Linked DNA regions of Homo sapiens: regions 2, 3 and 4 are each linked to region 1. The links are chromatin contacts, found by Hi-C or POLR2A ChIA-PET in ENCODE. All regions are on one chromosome and are shown on one strand. Each heading gives the region's core, a stretch centred on a gene start or an enhancer-like site at or near the end of the contact. The rest is flanking DNA. Distances are from core to core; before and after follow the strand shown. Region 1 holds the start of MALT1 (MALT1 paracaspase). Region 2 overlaps NEDD4L (NEDD4 like E3 ubiquitin protein ligase). Region 3 has its middle 130 kb from the start of ZNF532. Region 4 overlaps ZNF532 (zinc finger protein 532).

Region 1 (3,119 bases), core at 413-2,912:
TCACTTGGGAAGCCAGGGTGGGGGCGTACAACTCGAGGTCAAAACAGTGCCCAGCTGAGCTATATTGGCTAAGAGTAAATAACACTGGCACCCATTTAACTCGTATGCACACGAGAGGTTGCATAAGCAACGCTTTGTACATGGCAGACTTTTCTAAGAAGTCTAAATTTAGAAGACCTCTGTTGAATTTAAATTAAAAGGCAGGATTCCAGTAAAGACTAGAAGATTTTATTTCCATAATTGGCACATGCAGGTAACAGATCCTCAGAAAATATTTGTACAGTAATTGAGGACAAAACAGGAAGGCACCTGAAGCGGTTGGGAAAGGCTTGCCAAGTCAAACTGAGTATGAAACGGCACTTGTATGTGTAAGGGTAATAGCATTTACTGAGTCATCTACGATGTGCCAGTTACCGAGTTAAGTGCTTCACATACATCAACTCCTTTAATTCTGGCAACAACTCTATATAAACTGTATTGTCAGTCCTGTGTTAATAGATGAGGCAGAGAAATTAAGAAACTTATTCAAGCTCCTAACACTTGAATCGAGCAGATCTTTCATGCTCTTAGCCATCTCACTGCAGTCTGAATTCTTAACTTATGCTAGAGTGAAGTTTAATGACTGCTTGTGCTAGAATGTGGTGGAGACTGTATGGCGCACCTACCTCGCCAACATGTATAAGAATATAGGTATCCAAATTACTGGTCAGAAAATCCTGCGGCCTTGGGTGATGAAAAGCTAATGGCAACAGAAATTGGGCCAGGAAGCCTCGTGTAGGGAACTACCTGACTGGTCACATTTCGTAAGTTACTTCCTTTTTGTCCCAAACGAAGCCATAGTTTTCAAAGGGATAATGGCCTTGGATGTTGCTAAGATTGGCAGAGAGAGCTCAGGTGTCGTCCATTCCGGATCATTCCAGGGAAAGGCATCCTCTACAGGGTTGCCTGCTTTGATGACGGAGATTGCGGGCGGCAGTCTGACGCGGTGTAAACCAGATGATTCCTGCTAAAAACAATCATTTCCAAGATCTGATTAGCCCTAAATATGCCACAGCTCAGTTTGCAAAGTAGTAATTGTTTAAAAGTCTAGGCAAAGATTTTGGCCAATTCCAACTCAAGTATCCGGATCTCCAGCACTACTTCCCTCTAGCAATGCCATACACATCTAACCCTAAAACGAGGAAGCGTCCGCTGAGGTTGCCCACTGCAGGATGCTGGTGTGTCGCCGGGCACATGAAAGTCCCTGAGTCAGGGGAGAGCGCTCGCCGGGGACTGCGGGCGGGAGCCGGCGACTGAGAACCGCTTGCCCCGCTCTCTGGCGTGAGTACGCAGGCCTCCTCCCACGGTCTCAGGAAGCCCAGACGCCGCAGGCTTCCCCGCCGTAGAGGAGCTGCCGGGGCGTAATTCCTCCACCGCTTCCTCCTCCAGCTGCACCCACCCGTCCTTTCCTGCTCGGGAGGGCTGGGTTTGAAGCGCGCGCCACGGCCAGCCCGGGACCGCGGGGGAGGGCGAGGGAGGCGCGCAGCCGCACGCACGCAGTAGGCAGCCCCGCCCCGCCCCTCGAGGCCCAAGGTCCCGCCCCTCGAGGCTCCGTGCCCCGCCCCCCGGGTGCCCCGCCCCTTTGCGCGGCTGGCGCGGCCAGCAGGCCAGGCTCCCCTCGGCAAACCTGTCTAATTGGGGCGGGGAGCGGAGCTTCCTCCTCTGAGGGCCGTGCCGCGCTGCCAGATTTGTTCTTCCGCCCCTGCCTCCGCGGCTCGGAGGCGAGCGGAAGGTGCCCCGGGGCCGAGGCCCGTGACGGGGCGGGCGGGAGCCCCGGCAGTCCGGGGTCGCCGGCGAGGGCCATGTCGCTGTTGGGGGACCCGCTACAGGCCCTGCCGCCCTCGGCCGCCCCCACGGGGCCGCTGCTCGCCCCTCCGGCCGGCGCGACCCTCAACCGCCTGCGGGAGCCGCTGCTGCGGAGGCTCAGCGAGCTCCTGGATCAGGCGCCCGAGGGCCGGGGCTGGAGGAGACTGGCGGAGCTGGCGGGGAGTCGCGGGCGCCTCCGCCTCAGGTGAGCTCAGGGCCGCGGCAGGCCGGGCGCGCGGGTCGAGCGGGGTGGGCTGCGGTGGGGAGGTGGGGGCGCTGTCGGTGGGGCTGAGCGCGGCGGGGGCCGCCGGCGTGAGTGAGCGGAGGTGGGGAGGACTTCGGTCATTGAGGCGGAGCGGAACTCAGCAGCTCCCCGGAACGCCTGGGGTTTGAGAGCGGGGCCCAGGGCTCTGGAGGGTGGAGGCAAAAGTGGCCCAGCGGCTGCCTCGCTCCCTGTTCCCACCCCCGCCCCTGGTGAAAGGGAGAAGTCGAGGTTGACCCCGGAGGATAGTGAGAGAAGGAAAGCTGTCAGGGGACCCCTAGGATGGGGCAGTCATCCAGAGGACTTAAAATGCAAAAGAAAGGGATGTGGACACTGCTCTGGGAGACCTAAGGAAGGCTGGGAAGAAGCGCAGGCGAGGTGATGAATGCAGAGGGTGGGGTGCAGGAATTCATGAACATTTTGCAAGGTATTGGGAAAGACTGACGCCGAACTCATCATCTCCCTCCATCAAACCAGGTTACCACGTTCTCTTCTTGACTTCACCATGAACATGAAACTCGAAGTAAAACTATTTTCCTTGTTAGGTTTGGAATGGCTGTATTAGGGTTCCTGAAGTTTTGGTCTCGAGACTCCTTTACCCTCTTAAGAATTATTGAGGACCCCAGAGAGCTCTTATGTGGGTTAGAGATAATACATACATGTAATACATACTGATATTTACCACCTTTGAAATTAAAGCTAAGACATTTAAAAAATATTAATTTATTTAAAAAGAATAACCCATTATATGGTAACAGAAATAATACTTTCGTGGAAAAACAAATTTTCCAAAACAAAAAAGTCTATTAGAGAAGTGGCATTGGTTTTCATTTTGAAGATCTCTTTAATGTCTTGGCTTAATCACAGAGCTGGATTCGTTTATGTGCTTCTGCATTCAGTCTGTCGCACTATTACAGGTCACAGAACGCTGGAAACTGCAGTGTCCACTCCTGAAAGAATGAATGAAAAAGCTAAATAAAGTCTTAATATTGTTATGAAAAATCTTTATGAC
Region 2 (3,119 bases), core at 586-3,085, 360 kb before region 1:
GTTAGATCTCCTCTGCAGGGTTGAAGACATTTTTTGTTTGTTTGTTTGTTTGTTTTTGAGATGGAGTCTTGCCCTGTCTCCCAGACTGGAGTGCAAGTGACATGATCTCAACTCACTGCAACCTCCGCCTCCCGGGTTCAAGCGATTCTCCTGCCTCAACCTCCCAAGTAGCTGGGACTACAGGCATGAGCCACCAAGCCCAGCTAATTTTGTGTTTTTAGTAGAGATGGGATTTCGCCATATTGGCCGGGGTGATCTCGAACTCCTGACCTCAAGTGATCTGCCCGCCTCAGCCTTCCAAAGTGCTTAGATTACAGGCGTGAGCCACCGTACCTGGCCATTTTTGTTTTTAATCGGTGTAGTGTCCCTAACCTAAATATTTCACATGGCCTGAACTTTCTGTAGTTTTAGCAGCAATGGGATGCTTTGAAACCTAGATCTCTCACCAACTACATCTTCCATTGACTGGTGAAACACTAGTTTAAGCCAATTCATTTTGACCATGTGCATTTTTGTGCTTGATCCCTATTTTATTTCAAAAATAATTTCCATCTCTATTCATGTAAACTAATAAGAGCCTTCCGTTTCCTTTAATGGCAAATTGTCTCATCTTTTACTGTTTTAAAACATTTTTTTAACATCATGAGAAAACGTGATAAAAGGTATAAGTGTAGTTTCCTGGCTTTTGCAGTACCTCAGGGAATTCGGTAAACTGTATTCCATTTGAGGAAAGGAACGGTTGGAGTAGGAGGTAGTGTAAAGATAACATAGCAAATAAGCATTTTACCAGAACCCTCTGAAGTCTCATCAGACTGTGCCATCATCAGAATCCCTCCCTTCTCATCTACACCGTTTAAAGCCAGCATCCAGTCAGAAGCCCAGAGCTGGTACCGCCTTGCTTTCCTGCCAGTTGCTGACATATGGCACACAGTGTCAGTTAAGGGCACAGGCTGATGGGCAGCTTGGCCACATACCTCTCTGGCTTCCTATCTGTAAAATGGGCACAATCATTGTACCTGCCTCTGAAGGTTGTTGCGAGAACTAGACGCAGCCTTGGCACAGAGCCCACAGAGAGTGAGCACTGTGTAAAGACTGGCTGCCAGCCATTAGTACTGGGTGCCTGTCTTTTGGTGTCTGGGCAAAGCTTTAACCTGTTTTATCAGTTTAGAACTCAGATGTCTCCCTGGCAAAACAACACGGGCATATAGATATTTTGTGAAGTTTTGTTGAAGTGCACTTAGGTTAATGATTCATGGGCAGCCTTTCAAAGCTATCAGGCTGTGAAACAGCTTTGAATAAGATTGTCTTGTCCTTCTGCTGATTGTCTTTTCCTTCCCACATTAGCAGCCATAGCAGGAGGAGGAGAGGTGGCAAGTGGCCACACTACTCTGCTCACATTAAGCAGACAATTTATGGTCAATATTCAGTGAATTTCTTTTTTTTATAGTACAGTTAACTGATATTTATATTAGCTTTAAAATTATAGCAAAATCAGGCCAGGCATGGTGACTCACACCTGTAATCCTAGCACTTTGGGAGGTCGAGGAGGGCAGATCGTTGGAGGTCAGATGTTCGAGACCAGCCTGGCCAACGTGGTGAAACCCCATCTCTGCTAAAAATACAAAAATTAGCTGGGCGTGGTGGTGTGTGCCTGTAGTCCCAATTACTCAGTAGGCTGAGGCAGGAGAATCGCTTTAACCCAGGAGGCGGAGGTTGCAGTGAGCTGAGATTGCACCACTGTACTCCAGCCTGGGCGACAGAGCAAGAGACTCTGTCTCAAAAAAAAAAAAAAATAGTGAAATCAGCCAAATAGAGAACTAACAGGCACACTGCCTAATTCCTTGTGTAACTGTCATTGGTGTGAGTCACTGGGGCAGCGTGATTAGGTCTGTGAGCTGGATAGCAAGGCTGTCATTATTCTCAAGGCCTTCTGCTGACTGCTGCTCTTGGTAAGACATACAGAATCTGTGGGCACCTCCTCTTACCGCTCTATGCTAGATGAGGCGTCTCCACGTTGAGTTGTAGTAGATACAGCTAAGAAAGTAAAAGAAATGAAAATCTCATCAAAAGGATTGGGGCTAGTCTCATTCTTCATGCATACCCAAACCGTGGTAACTTTGATTTTTTTATTATCCAGAATGGATTGTTTAGAGGAGACAGATGGCTTTCCAGTTCATCAAATTTTTTCAATTATCTAAAAGGAATTCCTACGCTTGGAGCAAGTCATTTCAATAAATCTCATTCATATTTACCTGCTGCTTCCTTTTAAATGGAAGAAGAGAATGTTTTTCAAGTACACTTGAAAAATAGCATATGTGAATTAGAAACTTCCTCTGTAAACTAGCAGAGTAGAAATAAGAGGCCAGGATTCAGCACCAGGTAGGCTGGATTCCTTCTTAGGTGGCTCAAGCTGGCTATGGGGCTGGTCTCATCATATCTAAAGAACTGCCCAGCTTTTACGCATTTTGAATGTGGTGGAACCAGCTGCATCTTTTTATATGAGAGCGGCAAATAGTCATTGTGTTCCAGTTTGCTTCTCGGGTCATCTAAACATCAGAGGCCATGCCACAAGCACCGTAACTGAGGGATATAGTGTGACTGTGGTCCAGGCCAGTGACCTCTGGAGCTGAATCATGACTTCCCAGATGACTCCCAGAGCCTGAGAGGGGACTGGTGCGTGGCTCCAAATGATTTTCACCTGGGCCTCTTTGAAGTCGGGAGAGATACGTGCAGTATGGTAGATGTGGAGAGGGAGAGGCATGGTGTGTCCAAAAATTAGCAGGACCTGATCCATATACGTGGACTCTGAAGCAGTGCACTTACTAGATTAAAAAAAAAACAATGTACTTACTGGATTTAAAAAGTGTGTATTTTTTTGTGAGATGCAGTTTGTAAGATGCATTGGTAACTAGGCCATATACTTTTTCCATTGGCTCTCAGCTCTCAAGAAGCTCTTTAGTTTTTAGCATTGGATCAGTAAACACTTATTAAAATGTTCCCAGCATTTGTTTGCCATCTTCTCTTTCAGCTGGGCCCAGCTGTGCCCTCAAACCCTGCCTGTCTCTTCCCTGACTGATCATGTTCTCCCAGCTTCTACAGAGGCTTCCATAGCATTGTGC
Region 3 (3,119 bases), core at 162-2,661, 320 kb after region 1:
AATCAGTAACAGGAGAAATCTTGGAAAATTCACAAATAAGTAGAAATTAAACAACATGGGTCAAAGAAGAAATAAAAAAGAAAATCAAAAAAATCTTGAGACAAATAGCAACTATGTACCAAACACCTATGGGATGCAGCAGAAGCCATTCCAAGAGGGAAATTTATAGCAAGAAATGCCCATATTTCTGTGAAAAGTCTCTCTTCATGCTACTAGAAGTTTCTGGAGTAGCCAGTTGTCATTCTATAGTCACTGTTACCCCCAATCAACCCATTCTGAACAGCCCAGCCTCAGTTCACATGGTTTGAGTATAAGGCTGAATTTGAGACTAGGCTACTCTCAGTCTTTTCAGAGTATTTTCTTTTCACATCCATTTTTTCTTCACAGTCCCAATGGATTTTGAATGTTTTAGTAACGATTCAATACATTGGATAAAACTTTAATGATCTTAGCCTACATTTTTCTAGGCATTTGCTCATTTATATTTGCTGCCTTCTTTGGAAATCTAGATTTGGGGGTACCCTAGATCCTGTTTCAATTAAGGTCCCAGCAGAATGCAGTGCAGCACACTGCAAAAGGTTTAACTTTCAAGAAATTAAGGAAGGGACTATACACAGAGCTGTGTGCTGGAACAAGGCCTGAGAAGCCTGAGTAGGGGTGGAAGCTGGAGCTGTGGGAAAAGGGCACTCAGGAAGAGCCACTGCCAGAGCCACAGTGAAGCCAGGAAGGTGTGGGGAGCGGAATCACCAGGAGGCCCTCTCATCACACTCAAAGATTTCCTGCCCGCACCTCCCACCTGCCAAAGCTAAATACAAGCTAGATGACAAGGCAGCCACAGTAATAGTCTATAGATGTCCGTGTGTTGGGCACAAAACAGGACAAAGAAGGGTGGATGAAGGATCTGGGTTTCCGAGTGGGAGGTTATAATGATCACTGACACGTGGCATGCACTTTCAGGAGTGCGTGTTCTATGCCTGTTTTGTCAACATGCATTTTGTCCCCTACAGGCAGGCTCTCCAATGGAATACGGTACTTCAGATTCTACATTTACCCTTTCTAATTACCTTGCCAGGTTTCTCCTGGAATTATACCTTTTCCCTAGTGGTTATTTTTATGCAAGGAAACAGAATCACATTTCCCAGAAGATATTCCTTACCAGTTTCTAAATTCAATTTATGAGGTTAGTTCTGACTCATCACGTAGCGCTATTTATAATGTTTCCCAGTATTTAAGGGAACTGATTATTAAATTTGCTGTGCTATTTTATTGCAAGCTGCTTTATCCTTGAGCTTTTCTTATAGTTAGAACTGTACATTACATGACCATGGCAGATCTATTTGCAAATACAATCCTTGGCAAGACCATGTTTTCACCCGGGGGAGTTCTATAATTAGAGTCCACCATAGCACACCTCCAAGTCCAACTCAGTTCCAGAAAGTGTGGGTTTCGCCCCTGAGTCCATGAGTCATTTCCTGACCTTCAGGTCATGTCATGCTTAATTGGATTGGTTATTTTTGGAGAACAAATGCTATTTGTTTTTTAAAAAAGAACAAGGTAGGCACAGGTCCGCTGATCAGAGAGGATGGTGTGATGTTGACAAGAGTTAACGGGAAGTAGAGCAACATCTTCCACCCTTTCCAAGGTGGAAACAGATGCATCTGTAAGCAGGAGTAATGAATGTCTCTACTTTGCCAGTTCAGCACCTGAACTTCCCTTTCCAGTGTTGGGGGTACCTGCCATTGTATGAATCTTGGCAAGAGATAGATCTTACCTCCCACTGCAGAATCCAGAAGGTCACTCACCCTGACTCCCAGCAGCCTAACTTCAGGCACGGGATGACCAAAACTATGCTCCTGCTCGACTCTTCAGTAGGTGATACAAAGGAGCGGGCCAGTTCAACACCATTTGTCTGGTGGCGTGATGGCAGCATAGTGGCAATGGCCGTGGTGACTCTGAATTGAGAGTAGACTTGTGAACTGTTTGTCAAGGTGAGGGAAGTCAGTTTGTCTTTAAGGAACTACTGAATGTCTTGGACACAAGCAGTGCCAACATCATGGGGAGAACCTAAAGTTTAGACTCTTGGTTCCCTCTGAATAAGACACCAGCTAAACAACATGCCAGTCTCTGTTGTTTCAGAAGAGACCAAAATAAATGGAAGCGAGTGCCTTTCAATTGCTATAAGACCAGCCCCGGAAGACCTCCCTGCTCCCGTCACCATATCTAACCTCACCTCCTATCACTTCCCCCTACTCCCATGTCACTCCTTTTCGTTCCTATCCACGATTCATATTCCTGTTACAGGACCTTGGCACATGCTCTTCCTTCTCGTGGAATGCTCTTTCCCCAGTTCTCATGAGGGTTTTTCACATGTTTCACATCCGGTCCATGCAGAAGTCCCCCGCCTGGAGAGCCTTCCCCAATTCCCTTACTGAAATGTGCCCACCCCACTGAGCACACACCTGCTTTGCCACTCTCCATCTCCGCTTCCCATTATTTTTCTCCCTGGCACTTATCACTGCCTGACATGATATGCTTATGTGCTAAGTGTCTGCCATCCCCTGGAAGAATGTTCTAAGATTTTCCATGAACTCTCTGCTTGCTTTCTAATCTGAAACTGCCATTTCCTCTCATTGCAAGAGGCATTCTTCCTTTTGCGGCCTGAGAGCAGTGGGTATTAGTTATATTTTCCCCTTTGATCCTTATTCTGGACAGTCAAAACTGATCCTTGTTTTCTCAAACCCATTGCCAAGTGATGGGAGCCCGAATGCCCTTTCCTTTTTAATAGTTACTTGAATAAAGTGACCGTGTCATAAATAATAGCACCAGCCGGTTGATTGCTGCTGCTTCCGGAAACGTTAGAGGCCTGCTTTCAGGAAACGAAGGCATTATTTATTTTCATGTCCTATTTTTATGCCCAGCAAACTGCTTGCAAAAAACAAAAAACAAAAAACAAAACAGGTACCTAAAATATTTTTGTAAAATGACTGAGCTTCCTTGAGCCTTGATTAGTCATAATTTTTTTTTTCTTAGGGGTTGGGACAAACAGAAGGATCTTGAGCTATTAATTACCCAGAAGTAAGATCCTCTTTTTCTTTTTTATTTAGGTAGTATTTTTAAAC
Region 4 (3,119 bases), core at 459-2,958, 290 kb after region 1:
TCTCGACTCACTGCAAGCTCCCACCCTGGGTTCAAGCGATTCTCCTGCCTCAGCCTCCTGAATAGCTGGGACTACAGGCGCCCACCACCACGCCCGGCTAATTTTTTGTATTTTTAGTAGAGACGGGGTTTCACCATGTTAGCCAGGATGGTCTCGATCTTCTGACCTCGTGATCTGCCCGCCTCGGCCTCCCAAAGTGCTGGGATTACAGGCGTGAGCCACCGCACCCAGCCGGCCCTGGCATTCTTAAAGCTTCCAGGTGATTCCAGTGTTGTGGCAGGGCTGGGAACACTCATACCACCTGGGATCTGCCGCACACCTGCCCTTGCTGCTGATGCTCATTGCTGTGGCCCTCACTGTGTGACTGCTATAGCACCAACACACCTTTGTTGAGTTTATGTTTTGGGGAAGGTTGATCTCAAGTGTATTTGTTTAAAGACTCCACCCAACGTTCACTCTTGGTGGTGAAGGCAGGGGACACAACTCTCTGGATGTTGGATTTACAGCATTAGTAAGTCTGTTCAATATAATTTAAAGCCTGATTATAAATGATTTTAGGATGTCTTAATGTTTCTGTTCCTAAAGCCTTTAAGAAAAGTCCATAGATTTCATCTGCATTTTCCATACAGGGTGCAGGTGATAGGTGATTTGAATACTTGCTATTTTGTAGCCTTTCCCATTCTGAAATTCACTTTCAGTTCACTCAGAGATGTAGGTGAAAGACAGCAGTGGCAGTGAAGGAAAGTGGGAGAATGAAAGGATCAGAGTGTGGAGAGATGACCACAGCCACTGAGGCAGGTGTGCTGTTGTTACTTTTGAAAAGAATGGCAAGGCAATCAGCTTGCATTTCCTAGTTTGGGACCACCATGCTTAGAATCAGATTGACTGAGGAGCTTTACAGAGACTCTCACTTGCACAGTATTTAAAAGAAAAAAATGTGTGTGTGTGTGTGTGTGTGTGTGTGTGTGTGTGTGTGTGTATGTATATAAATTTTTAAAGTGCCCACTTGGCCGGGTGCAGTGGCTCACGCCTGTAATCCTAACACTTTCAGAGGCTGAGGCAGGAGGATTGCTAGAGCCCAGAGCTTGAGGCTGCAGTGAGCCGCAGTCGTGTCACTGCACTCCAGTGTGGGCAACAGAGTGAGACCCTGTCTCAAAAAAAAAAAAAAAAAAAAATTTAAAAGGTGCTCACCCACACAACCTGGAACCTAGCCATGTGTATGAAATGTGTGGTAGGGCATAATTGCCCCCCTTAATCTCCCTGAAACTTGTTTAGATAACTTTGTGAAATAAAACGTTACATCTCCATGTTGTTTCTGTCTTCGTGCTGTACTGTGGTGATGGCCATTAGTTAAGGGGATAAAAATACTGAAATACTGTCTAGTTTGCATAGTTCATTGCCAGATGGTTTCATTTTCATTCTTTTACTGTTAGAGTTCATCCTGTTGTCATTAGGCATGCCTTACTACAAAGTCTCTTATTTAATCTAAATGTAGGGATATAATAGATTTTTATCCTTTTAAAACTCATCTTTTAGCTATGGCGACTTTGACTTCCTGCCAAAATCCTGTTACCCTAGCAACAGGTAAAAAATTTTTTAAAAAACCAGTTTCTCCTATCTTTTTTGGCTTAGAACTTATTTGTGATCTCAAGGTTTTAGGAGAAATATCTTTAAATCAGTTGCATGTTCTCTTCTATCTCTGGTTGACTGTTAGAGAGTGATGGCTTCTCACTTGATTCTGCATTTGTGTCAGATGTGATTAAAAGGCACATTAAGAGTTTGTATATTCATGCTAGAAATGTATATCACTGCTGGCTTTATGAAACTTATTTTTCATTAGTTTTGGCCACTGGAATTGATATTTTGTTTGTGTGTGTGTGTGTGTGTGTGTGTGTGTGTGTGTGTGTGTGTGTATACACAGTTTTTCTTTTTTTTTTTAGACAGAGTCTCGCTCTGTCGCTCAGGCTGGAGTGCAGTGGCGTGATCATAGCTCAGTGCTACCTCACACTCTTGGTCACGAGCAATCTGCCAGCCTCAGCCTCCTGAGTAGCAGGGACTACAGGTGAACACCACCATGCCTGGCTAATTTTTATTGATTTTCATTTTTTTGTAGGGAGTTCGGGGTAGAGGGAGTTGTCTTTGTTGCCCAGGCTTGTCTCAAACTCCTGGCCTCAAGTGATCCTCCAGCCTTGGCCTCCCAAAGTGCCAGGATTACAGATGTGCGCCATCACACCTGGCCTATAATTTTATTATATTCTAAATATTTTTACTTCATATATTTCTTATATATTTATATACTATAGATCATATATAATACATATTTCTTATACTATATAAATCTATAATTTTTAATACTAACTTTTATTATAATTTATATTTTATTAGTTTATTTGATATTTTATTAGTATGGTTTACTATATGTAGTTTTCTGAAGTCCTCCACTTGATTTAATAAGAACTTTTTTTAATGTAAGGCTATAAATGTGTTGTAAAAAGGATGTTGAAAATTTTTGGTTCAGAGCATATTAAAGTACATATTGAACTATTGGTGATTTTGGTAGCTTGTGGCTAAATTGGAAGGCGGGGTGTTAAGGATACTGGGGCTAACACTGTCTGAGGGCTTACCCTACTTACTATCTCATTGCAGCAGGCTCCTGAGGGGAGACAGTTACGAATCCCACTTTTAGGTGAGGAAATGAAGCCTGAGAAAGGTTCAATAACTTACCCCAGGGTTTTGCAGCCTGCCAGAGGCAGGTTTCTAGCCCAGACTCTGCAGTTTGCACAGAATGAAAGCTGACATTTCAAAAGCTGCTTAATTTTAGTCTCCTTGAATCTTTCAATATAGATGTGGGACAGTTAGCAGATATGTCTTTCCATCCAGTTTTTACTTCTGCTTTTGATGTAGTCATTTTCATTTCATTTAGGTGTTCAATCTTGGTTAAAGTTGGTTATGCCATCATTAACTGGACGTGTGTGTAGTTTTGGAAGACTGTGAATGTCCTGGTTTTATATTCCTTAGCTGGGGTCTGATGCTTTCTGGAATTACTTGCAGTTGCTGTTAACAGCATCATGGTGTCGTTAATTAATTGGGCAAATCTTCCTGCAGAATTATGAAATGTT

What was found. A loop is a pair of places that touch in the nucleus more often than their neighbours do. ChIA-PET counts read pairs that join two places held with the same protein, here RNA polymerase II (POLR2A). Pooled maps may share reads with other maps.
Region 2: a pooled map shows a loop between it and region 1 (3-fold over the local background). The contact joins the enhancer-like site here to the promoter of MALT1 in region 1. A Hi-C loop is called at or near these places in 1 of 50 pooled maps. POLR2A ChIA-PET finds 5 or more read pairs at or near these places in 2 of 52 experiments (BJ and PC-3).
Region 3: a pooled map shows a loop between it and region 1 (5-fold over the local background). The contact joins the enhancer-like site here to the promoter of MALT1 in region 1. A Hi-C loop is called at or near these places in 1 of 37 single-sample maps with no recorded cell type and 4 of 50 pooled maps. POLR2A ChIA-PET finds 5 or more read pairs at or near these places in 2 of 52 experiments (GM12878 and PC-3).
Region 4: a pooled map shows a loop between it and region 1 (5-fold over the local background). The contact joins the enhancer-like site here to the promoter of MALT1 in region 1. A Hi-C loop is called at or near these places in 14 of 37 single-sample maps with no recorded cell type and 5 of 50 pooled maps.

Annotation. Positions count from the first base shown.
Region 1 is chr18:58,669,803-58,672,921 of GRCh38, forward strand. MALT1 (MALT1 paracaspase) reads left to right here and starts at 1,663. Exons shown (of 17, transcript NM_006785.4): 1 at 1,663-2,050. The coding sequence starts at 1,842. MALT1-AS1 (MALT1 antisense RNA 1) reads right to left here and starts at 2,071. Exons shown (of 2, transcript NR_164150.1): 1 at 1,667-2,071; 2 at 207-1,006. LOC105372146 (a long non-coding RNA gene) reads right to left here. Exons shown (of 4, transcript XR_935537.3): 4 at 2,811-3,057. RefSeq lists an enhancer at 982-1,241 and a silencer at 1,402-2,191.
Region 2 is chr18:58,312,641-58,315,759 of GRCh38, forward strand. The region is part of intron 5 of NEDD4L (NEDD4 like E3 ubiquitin protein ligase); the gene reads left to right. Among named protein-coding and RNA genes, the nearest start is that of MIR122HG, 130 kb to the right of the region's middle. RefSeq lists an enhancer at 2,815-3,119. Within about 2 kb of position 1,836, at least 24 of the 41 ENCODE cell types and tissues checked have a DNase peak (open chromatin) inside an H3K27ac peak, as active enhancers do; they include PC-3, where a contact is called at or near this core.
Region 3 is chr18:58,990,145-58,993,263 of GRCh38, forward strand. No RefSeq gene overlaps it. Among named protein-coding and RNA genes, the nearest start is that of ZNF532, 130 kb to the left of the region's middle. Within about 2 kb of position 1,412, at least 9 of the 41 ENCODE cell types and tissues checked have a DNase peak (open chromatin) inside an H3K27ac peak, as active enhancers do.
Region 4 is chr18:58,962,668-58,965,786 of GRCh38, forward strand. The region is part of intron 7 of ZNF532 (zinc finger protein 532); the gene reads left to right. Among named protein-coding and RNA genes, the nearest start is that of ZNF532, 99 kb to the left of the region's middle. Within about 2 kb of position 1,709, at least 4 of the 41 ENCODE cell types and tissues checked have a DNase peak (open chromatin) inside an H3K27ac peak, as active enhancers do.